2 separate regions of the Homo sapiens genome follow, and region 1 is linked to region 2. A link is a loop called in an ENCODE intact Hi-C map of the cell type or tissue named here. Cell type or tissue: GM12878. All regions are shown on one strand.

What was found. Peaks named below come from ENCODE experiments on the same cell type or tissue, not always from the same donor. Only the 100,000 strongest peaks of a DNase experiment are listed, where the experiment ranks them.
Region 1: it touches region 2 in a loop (4-fold over the local background); 1 of 110 quality-filtered maps calls a loop at or near these places.

What each region holds. Positions count from the first base shown.
Region 1 is chr10:61,284,950-61,288,949 of GRCh38, reverse strand. No RefSeq gene overlaps it. Among named protein-coding and RNA genes, the nearest start is that of TMEM26-AS1, 170 kb to the left of the region's middle. In GM12878, no CTCF peak of the experiment used is centred here; a DNase peak (open chromatin) is centred at 2,089.
Region 2 is chr10:61,389,351-61,393,350 of GRCh38, reverse strand. No RefSeq gene overlaps it. Among named protein-coding and RNA genes, the nearest start is that of TMEM26-AS1, 61 kb to the left of the region's middle. In GM12878, no CTCF peak of the experiment used is centred here; a DNase peak (open chromatin) is centred at 2,360.

The DNA of each region.
Region 1 (4,000 bases), 100 kb after region 2:
TAATACTCTGCTGTATGTGTATACCACGTGTTATTCAAAAGAACAGAGAATTTTAAAGCAATCAAAAAATTGAGGTATATTATTTTGCCTTGCTGAATTCTTTGCCATTCCACTTACTCTTTTCTGTCAACAAAAAATGGAATTATTTTCCTACTTTCTGCTTCTCATCAGAAGGAATTAAAGATCTCTCTGGAGCTGTTATCTTCTGATTGGCAAAACAATTGCACAGGGCCTGGCACAGAGTAAGTGTACTATTTAAATGTCTGCTATTATTATTATTATTATTATTATTATTATTAAATTGGATCAGCAGTACAGGGCAGATGGCCTGAGTCTGGATTTCTGAAAATGCACCTGGCATCATTTCTTAGGCTGCCTCATGGGCAAGATGGTCCAGTTAGTTGAACTGGACACTGGTAGGACAGCTGAGTTGACTGATCTGATTGCTTTGCTGCATTCTCAAGTTGTTAGAAAGCCCATCATGTACGGAAGATCAACCTTCCTATTCATTGCTTCTGGCAGTTTGTCCTTGCTCTGCCCTTGGAGAGACACATAGCTGGTATTTCCTCTCACCTGATGACAGTGTTCTGGTATTTAAAAGTGACCCTGCTCTTACTATGTCTTCACTTCTCCAGAGTAATCCTACCCACTTTCTTCCTCTGATTATTGTTGCTAGTGGTTTCTGACCTTTTCTGAGCCCAGATTCCTTCCCTGAATATATCTTAACTTGTTCAGGACCCTGTGACCCAGGGCTGTATACAGTACACCAAATGTGGTCTGACCATTGAACATTGCTTAAAGATTGCTGATTATATAGAAATAACTAGATCAATATATACATGTGCTTATGTACGTATCTCCATTTATATATGGATGCAACAGGTTTCAACACACACATGCCCTCATCCACCCACCCACTCACCCACACACACACCATTTCATTCCAGACACTTTATATGATGGTGGTATGAGTGTTTTGGTGTGCACGCTCTTCAGTCTTTAACATTTCTGAAGAACATAGCGTTCTATTAGGTCAGCCCCCAAAAGGTCAGTGTTGACATGATTCTCTTGCTTGGCTGTAGGGTTGGACATGGACATCAGTGGTAGTGATGACCTATTGCCTTTGGAGTCTTCCCAGAAGAACCAAGCCTGTTAGCCAGGGAACAAAACATAACATTTACAGAGCCTGAATGTGAAATATTTCCCTCTTTGAAATATTGAAGTGGCACCAGCTACCTTGTTTGATACCTCACAAAGGTGTTTAGAACTTTGCTTTTTCTTAGACATATTTCCAATAATTTTTTAGAAATTAGAGTTGAAAACCTATCAAACATTGTTTTCTCCACTTCTTCATCTGTAACAACCCCTCTCTCCTGCTCTCCCTCATTTTTCTCCTAACCCCTCCAAAGCACATTGTAAACTCCAATAAACAAAAGTCTTAAAAGTTGGGTAGCTCCCATGCATATGTGAGACAGGACAACAGAGGGCTTAGAAGAAAGCTATAATCATTTAAAGGGGAAGAGTTCAGCAGCACAAGTTTGCTACAGCTTGATCAGAGAAGCTGTTGTTTATTTTTTTGTGTGTAAACAGAAAATGGGGGAGAAAGGGACACTAAGCTTTAATCATGAAATGACTTTTCTTCTGAGTAGATCAGCTTCGTAAGTTAAAATGATTCAAGGCTCAATCTAATATCTGGGGAATAGAGTCTTCCCTTCCAAAGACAGATGTAATTATGACACATAGTCAACAAGGTTTTTCTTCATTATTGTTTGGCCTGAATTTGGGGTTTCTGGGAGAGAAAGGGAGAGAAGGGGTTGAGGACTTGGAGAATAATAGAAATTAAATGGGAATGTATCTGTGGTTTCAGGTCTCTCTTACAGAGTTTTATTGTTGGTTTAGGTAAAATATCATTTGGAATTTATCATAAGAAAGTCTCCTAGGCCTTCTAGTAGACCATTCTCAAATTAAGAGATAGAATCTGAGCCTCGTGAGGTGGTTTTTCATTAACTTAACAGAAAAACCATACTCTTAGCATGAGGAACTGAAGCCAGGATGTGGGTTTCCTAAGCTACCATAACAGTGCAGTTTAAAATGTGGTGTCTACATTATGGTTAGTTCATAGACATTTCCTTTATGACATTGAAAATATGACTCTGTCTATTCTACGGCAACTTTTGGTTTCATTAACTCCGTAACAATAAATACTGATTATATAGAAATGAGGTAGTGAGAATGTTCCTGGCCCCTGACTTCAATATCTACTGGTAAGTTATTTAATTTTAAGTGCCTCAAATAGTAATATTTAAAATATGTATAACTGTATCAAATTCTACCACCTTACTACAATTACAAAGAGAATAAAACAAAACAAGAAGTGACACATAGGAAAGCATTTTGGAATGTTCAAAATAAAGTTACTAGTATATTTAGACTGTTTTAGCTGGAAGTGATTGCTTAGTTTCCTGATGTCAGGCACTATAATAAGCAATTTCCTGATACTCTCATTTAATCTTCATGAAATGCTCATGAAGCATATACTGTTATAATGCCTACTTCATATATTAGAAATGAAGCAACAGGGTCACAATTATAAAATGAAGGAGTTAAGATTTGGATTTGTCTAATATCAGAACTGTTAGAACCTGCCTCAGCTAGATTACAAGACATTTTCATGTAGCATGGGAAGGAAATGATCTGTAATATTACAGAGTGATCTCAAGGGTCAATCCTCAATGGATATGCCACGAATGTGGTGGTTGGCAGTCTCTGAGATGGCCCAAGGACTCTCATGTCTTAGTATTCATGCCCTTATATAATCTCCTCCCCACGAGTAGGGGGAGATTTCACGGGTAACTTCTAATGAAGAGAATACAGTAGAGGCGATGAGATACCACTTGCTAAGATAAGGTTATAAAAAGACTGTGGCTTTCATCTTGAGCCTTCTCTCTCACTCCCTGTGGATCACTTCATCCTGGGGAAAGCCAGCTGCCATGTGTGTGAAGCAGCCCTGTGGAGAAGCCCACGTGGTAGGGAGAGGAAGCCTGCCAATAGCCACGCAAATGAGCTTGGATGCAGATCTTCTGGGGACTGCCAACAGCCATATGAGTGATCTTGCAAGTTGATCCCGCCCCAGCTGAGCCTTGATGACTGTAGCCTTGGCCAAAATATTGACTTCAGCCTCATGAGAGATCCAGGTAACCTGCTTCTGGATTCCTGAACCACAGAAAGTCTGAGATAGCAAATGTTTATTATTTATTGTTTTCAGCCACTAAGTCTCATGCAGCAATAAATAACGAATATGAATGGTAACCAAATGACTGGCTGGAGAACTAGAACCTTTTCAAGCCTGCCTCCTTCAATTCATTCAACAAATACTTATTGAGATATTACATGCCAGGCATTAGATGTGGTTCCTGCCCTCAAACTGCTGATCTTCTGATGGGGCATGATGTGGTGGGAAAAATTTTTTTTAAAAATTAAAAATCAAAATTCCTTTTAAACTTCTGGAAAATGATTAGAAAGAGCAGAGATATGGAGCCAGCCAGAAGGGCTCCAATTGCAGTCTCCAGATATGGGTTTTTGGGCTAACAACTCCTTTGAGCTTCAGTTTCTTCATCTGCACAGATGAAAACTACTTCTGAAAAGTTTGTAGAATTAAATAAAATAATGTATTAAAAATACCTGGCATGATACCTGGCATATATTAGTGGCTCAACAAATGCCGATTCTATGAGTATTACTCTTCATCTTTTTAATGTAGGGAATAATCATTAGATTGTGCAGCGTTGTTGAGTGTGCATAAAGAGATAAGCACAGGGCATGATCCATTTTAGATGCAACCAGAGTATTTATTTCTGTTAGTTTCTGTGGACCCTATAAATTATGTTATGACCATAGGAGATGAAAATAATTTTATGAAGAACTTTTGAGGTTCTAATTTTTGTTTAAAATGGACACTTTACTTCTTAAACTGAGGATCTGGTTATTGTTTGTAAAAGAT
Region 2 (4,000 bases):
ATGGTACTGGTACCAAAACAGATATATAGACCAATAGAACAAAACAGAGGCCTCAGAAATAACGCCACACATCTACAACCATCTGATCTTTGACAAACCTCACAAAAACAAGCAATGGGGAAAGAATTTCCTATTTAATAAATGCTGTTGGGAAAACTGATTAGCCATATGCAGAAAACTGAAACTGGACCCCTTCCTTACACCTTATACAAAAATCAACTCAAGATGAATTAAAGACTTAAACATAAGACCTAAAACCATAAAAATCCTAGAGGAAAACCTAGGCAATACTACTCAGGACATAGGCATGGGCAAAGACTTCATGACTAAAACACCAAAAGCACTGGCAACAAAAGCCAAAATTGACAAATGGGATCTAATTAAACTAAAGAGCTTCTGCACAGCAAAAGAAACTATCATCAGAGTGAACAGGCAACCTACAGAATGGGAGAAAATTTTTGCAATCTATCCATCTGACAAAGGGCTAATATCCAGAATCTATAAGGAACTTAAACAAATTAACAAGAAAAAAACAAACAACCCCATCAAAAAGTGGGTGAAGGATATGAACAGACACTTCTCAAAAGAAGACAATTATGCGGCCAACAAACATGTGAAAAAAAGCTCATCATGACTGATCATTAGAGAAATGCAAATCAAAACCACAATGAGAGATACCATCTCACACCAGTCAGAATGGTGATCATTAAAATGTCGGGAAACAACAGATGCTGGAGATGATGTGGAGAAATAGGAAAGCTTCTACATTGTTGATGGGAGTGTAAATTAGTTCAACCATTGTGGAAGACAGTGTGGAGATTCCTCAAGAATCTAAAACCAGAAATACTATTTGACCCAGCAATCCCATTACTGGGTATATACCCAAAGGATTATAAATCATTCTACTATAAAGACACATGCACATGTATGTTTATTGCAGCACTATTCGCAATAGCAAAGACTTGGAATCAACCCAAATGCCCATCAATGAAAGACTGGATAAAGAAAATGTGGTACATATATACCATGGAATAATATGTAGCCATAAAAAAGGATGAGTTCATGTCCTTTGCAGGGACATCGATGAAGGTGGAAACTATCATTCTCAGCAAACTAACACAGGAACAGAAAACCAAACACCACATGTTCTCACTCCTAAGTGGGAGTTGAACAATGAGAACACATGGACACAGGGAGAGGAACATCACACACCAGGGCCTGTCAGGGGGTCGGGGGCTAGGGGAGGGACAGCATTAGGAGAAATACCTAATGCAGATGACGGGTTGATGGGTGCAGCAAACCACCATGGCAAGTGTAAATCTATGTAACAAACATGCACGTTCTGCACATGTATCCCAGAACTTAAAGTATAATAATAATAATAATAATAATAATAATAATAATAATAATAAAAAGACCTATACACTGCTAGGAGAAGGCTGCATATTAGAATTCTTTTCTCTCACTGCCAGCATGAAAAGGGAAACCTGGTCAATTACACAATTCCCAGGGTCCATCGTATATATATATTATGTATATATATTATGTATAATATATTATATATAATCAATATTGTGAAAATGGCCATACTGCCCAAAGTAATTTATAGATTCAGTGCTATCCCCATCAAGCTACCATTGACTTTCTTCACGGAATTAGAAAAAACTACTATACTATGTAGTATATATATACACTACATATATATACTATATATGTATATATTACATATGAATATATAGTATATGTGTATATATAATATATATGTGTGTATATATGTTAAAAACCCATTACTCAGAAGAGGTACTAGTGTTCTTGGTACTAAGACAGACAGGATCCCTCTCACTGGGCCTGGCGACATTTATTGAACAGCACTCTTAACACCATTCATACAATAAATGCAGTGATGAGTTTCATGAGATGACGGGAAGTTGTAGGGTCACTTGTGGAAAGCATGTTTATTAATGGTGAGGTGCCCTTTTTTGGGCTGATTTACTTCTCTCACGAATACTTCTAAAGTCATCAAAATGTCAAATAAACAAGAACTTTACACATTATCCTGACATCTTTTTTTTCTGATTCTCTGGAATCTCCATTAAACTCCATTTGACACTCTATAAATCTCACGACAAGTTTACTCATTTTTGACTATACTTCCTTTTTCAGGCTTTAAAAAACTCCTGATTGTGCTTGGTTTCCTGAAATGACAGTATTGAACCATCGTAGAGTCACGGTGGTTTCTGCTACTAACTTAATAGTGATTTATGTAACTTTATTTCCCCAGCTTACTCGATTGCTTATATTCTGTAAGGCTCAGGGCAGTTTATAAATTAATAATTTTTAAAAAGCCTGTGATAATAGTTGCAAAACCAGCAAAACCCACAGTGGGCAGATTTCACTTCCTGTTCCAAATTGCTAGCACAGGTCTATTAGCAACCAGGACAATGGTGAGGATTATAATGGCTGTTTTTTGTATTACCCTTTTAAAAGAAAATTCAGCAGTCAGTCCCACTGAAACTTCTAGTTCCTGTTGTAATTTAGAAAGTACTGATATTTATTGTTATTATTATCATTGTCATTACAAATAGTGAAAGTAGGGATGCATAAATAAAGTCTGCCTTAGGGGCAGCCCGAAGCTATATTCCAGCAAGTTACTGTGCTACAGTATTATGAGAATTTTTATCCATCATCAATAAAAAATAAGCATAGCAGTTATTGTGGCAGTTGCCACAGTCAAGACTGTTTCTGCTATTACATCTCTTAGTAAAAGGGTGATACACTCTACATTATATGATGTCAACTCATCCACCTTTCCAACATTAAAGTATAATGTACAATCTCTACATGGATTCTTCCCTCATGAAGTCACATTTCCATGAACTTGGGGACAAGGACACAATGGGGCTAAATTAACTGTGAGCAGAAAGTAAAGTAAATTACATTTCTTTATAAATCAATAGCATAGAGATACCACCATTTCTTTTTTGGAAAGGAATACAGTTGAAATAAAATTGATAAAATAAATATTTTACAGTGCAGGCCTATGCCCACCAGTGGTGGAATTATGCCAGACCAATACCCTTGATGCTCCACTGGGCACACTGGAACCACAAAAGGAGCACGAACATTTCTATGCCCCAGGCTTTCCAGCACCAGGCCCATGAATATGCTGTCTGAGCTAAGTGGATGTTGTAGTCATCTTTCTGGCAGCATGGTGGTTGGGGTTAGATTCTCAGAATACGAATTTCCTCATTCTCATAATCTGCTAATTCTGCTTTTTTTTTTTTCTTCCCCTAAAGTCTATTTCATTTTATCCTTTTTTTCAGAGACAGGGTCTTACTCTGTCACTCATGCTGGAGTGCATGACTCATAGCTCACTGCAATCTTGAATTCCTGGATTCAAGCGATCCTCCCTCCTCTGCCTTCCATAGTGCTAAGCACCATAGAGTGCACCACCATGCCTGGCTGCTACCAGAAAAAAAAAAAAAAAAGATTAAATATGGTGTCTTGCTACATTGCTCAGGCTGGTTTTGAACTCTTGGTCTCAAGTGATCAGCCTCCAGAGTGGCTGGGATTATAGGCATGAGACACTGTGCCTAGTTCTTGTCCTATTTCATATTTTTTTACCTAACTACTCTTGCTTATGGTGATCAAAGTGACAGAAAAAATTTATGGATAACTCACTAAAGAATATGTATGGGGAAGTTTAAAATGCCCAAGATTTATAACAGAAGACCCCAGTTCAAATACTACTTCAACTTCTTAGGGCAAATTTCTTTCCTTTTTTGTTTTAGAGAGTTTGTAGGCATCTAACCAGCTCAAAATTATTTTCACTTCTATGGGAAGCTAGCTGTCTTCTTTGCTACTTACCCATAGCAAACTTGACTTTACCAATCAGATTTTCTCTCCCAGGCAAGGTTAATAAAAGGTAAGCTGTGGGCCGGGCATGGTGGCTCACACTTGTAATCCCAGCACTTTGGGAGGCACAGGCAGGTGGATGACC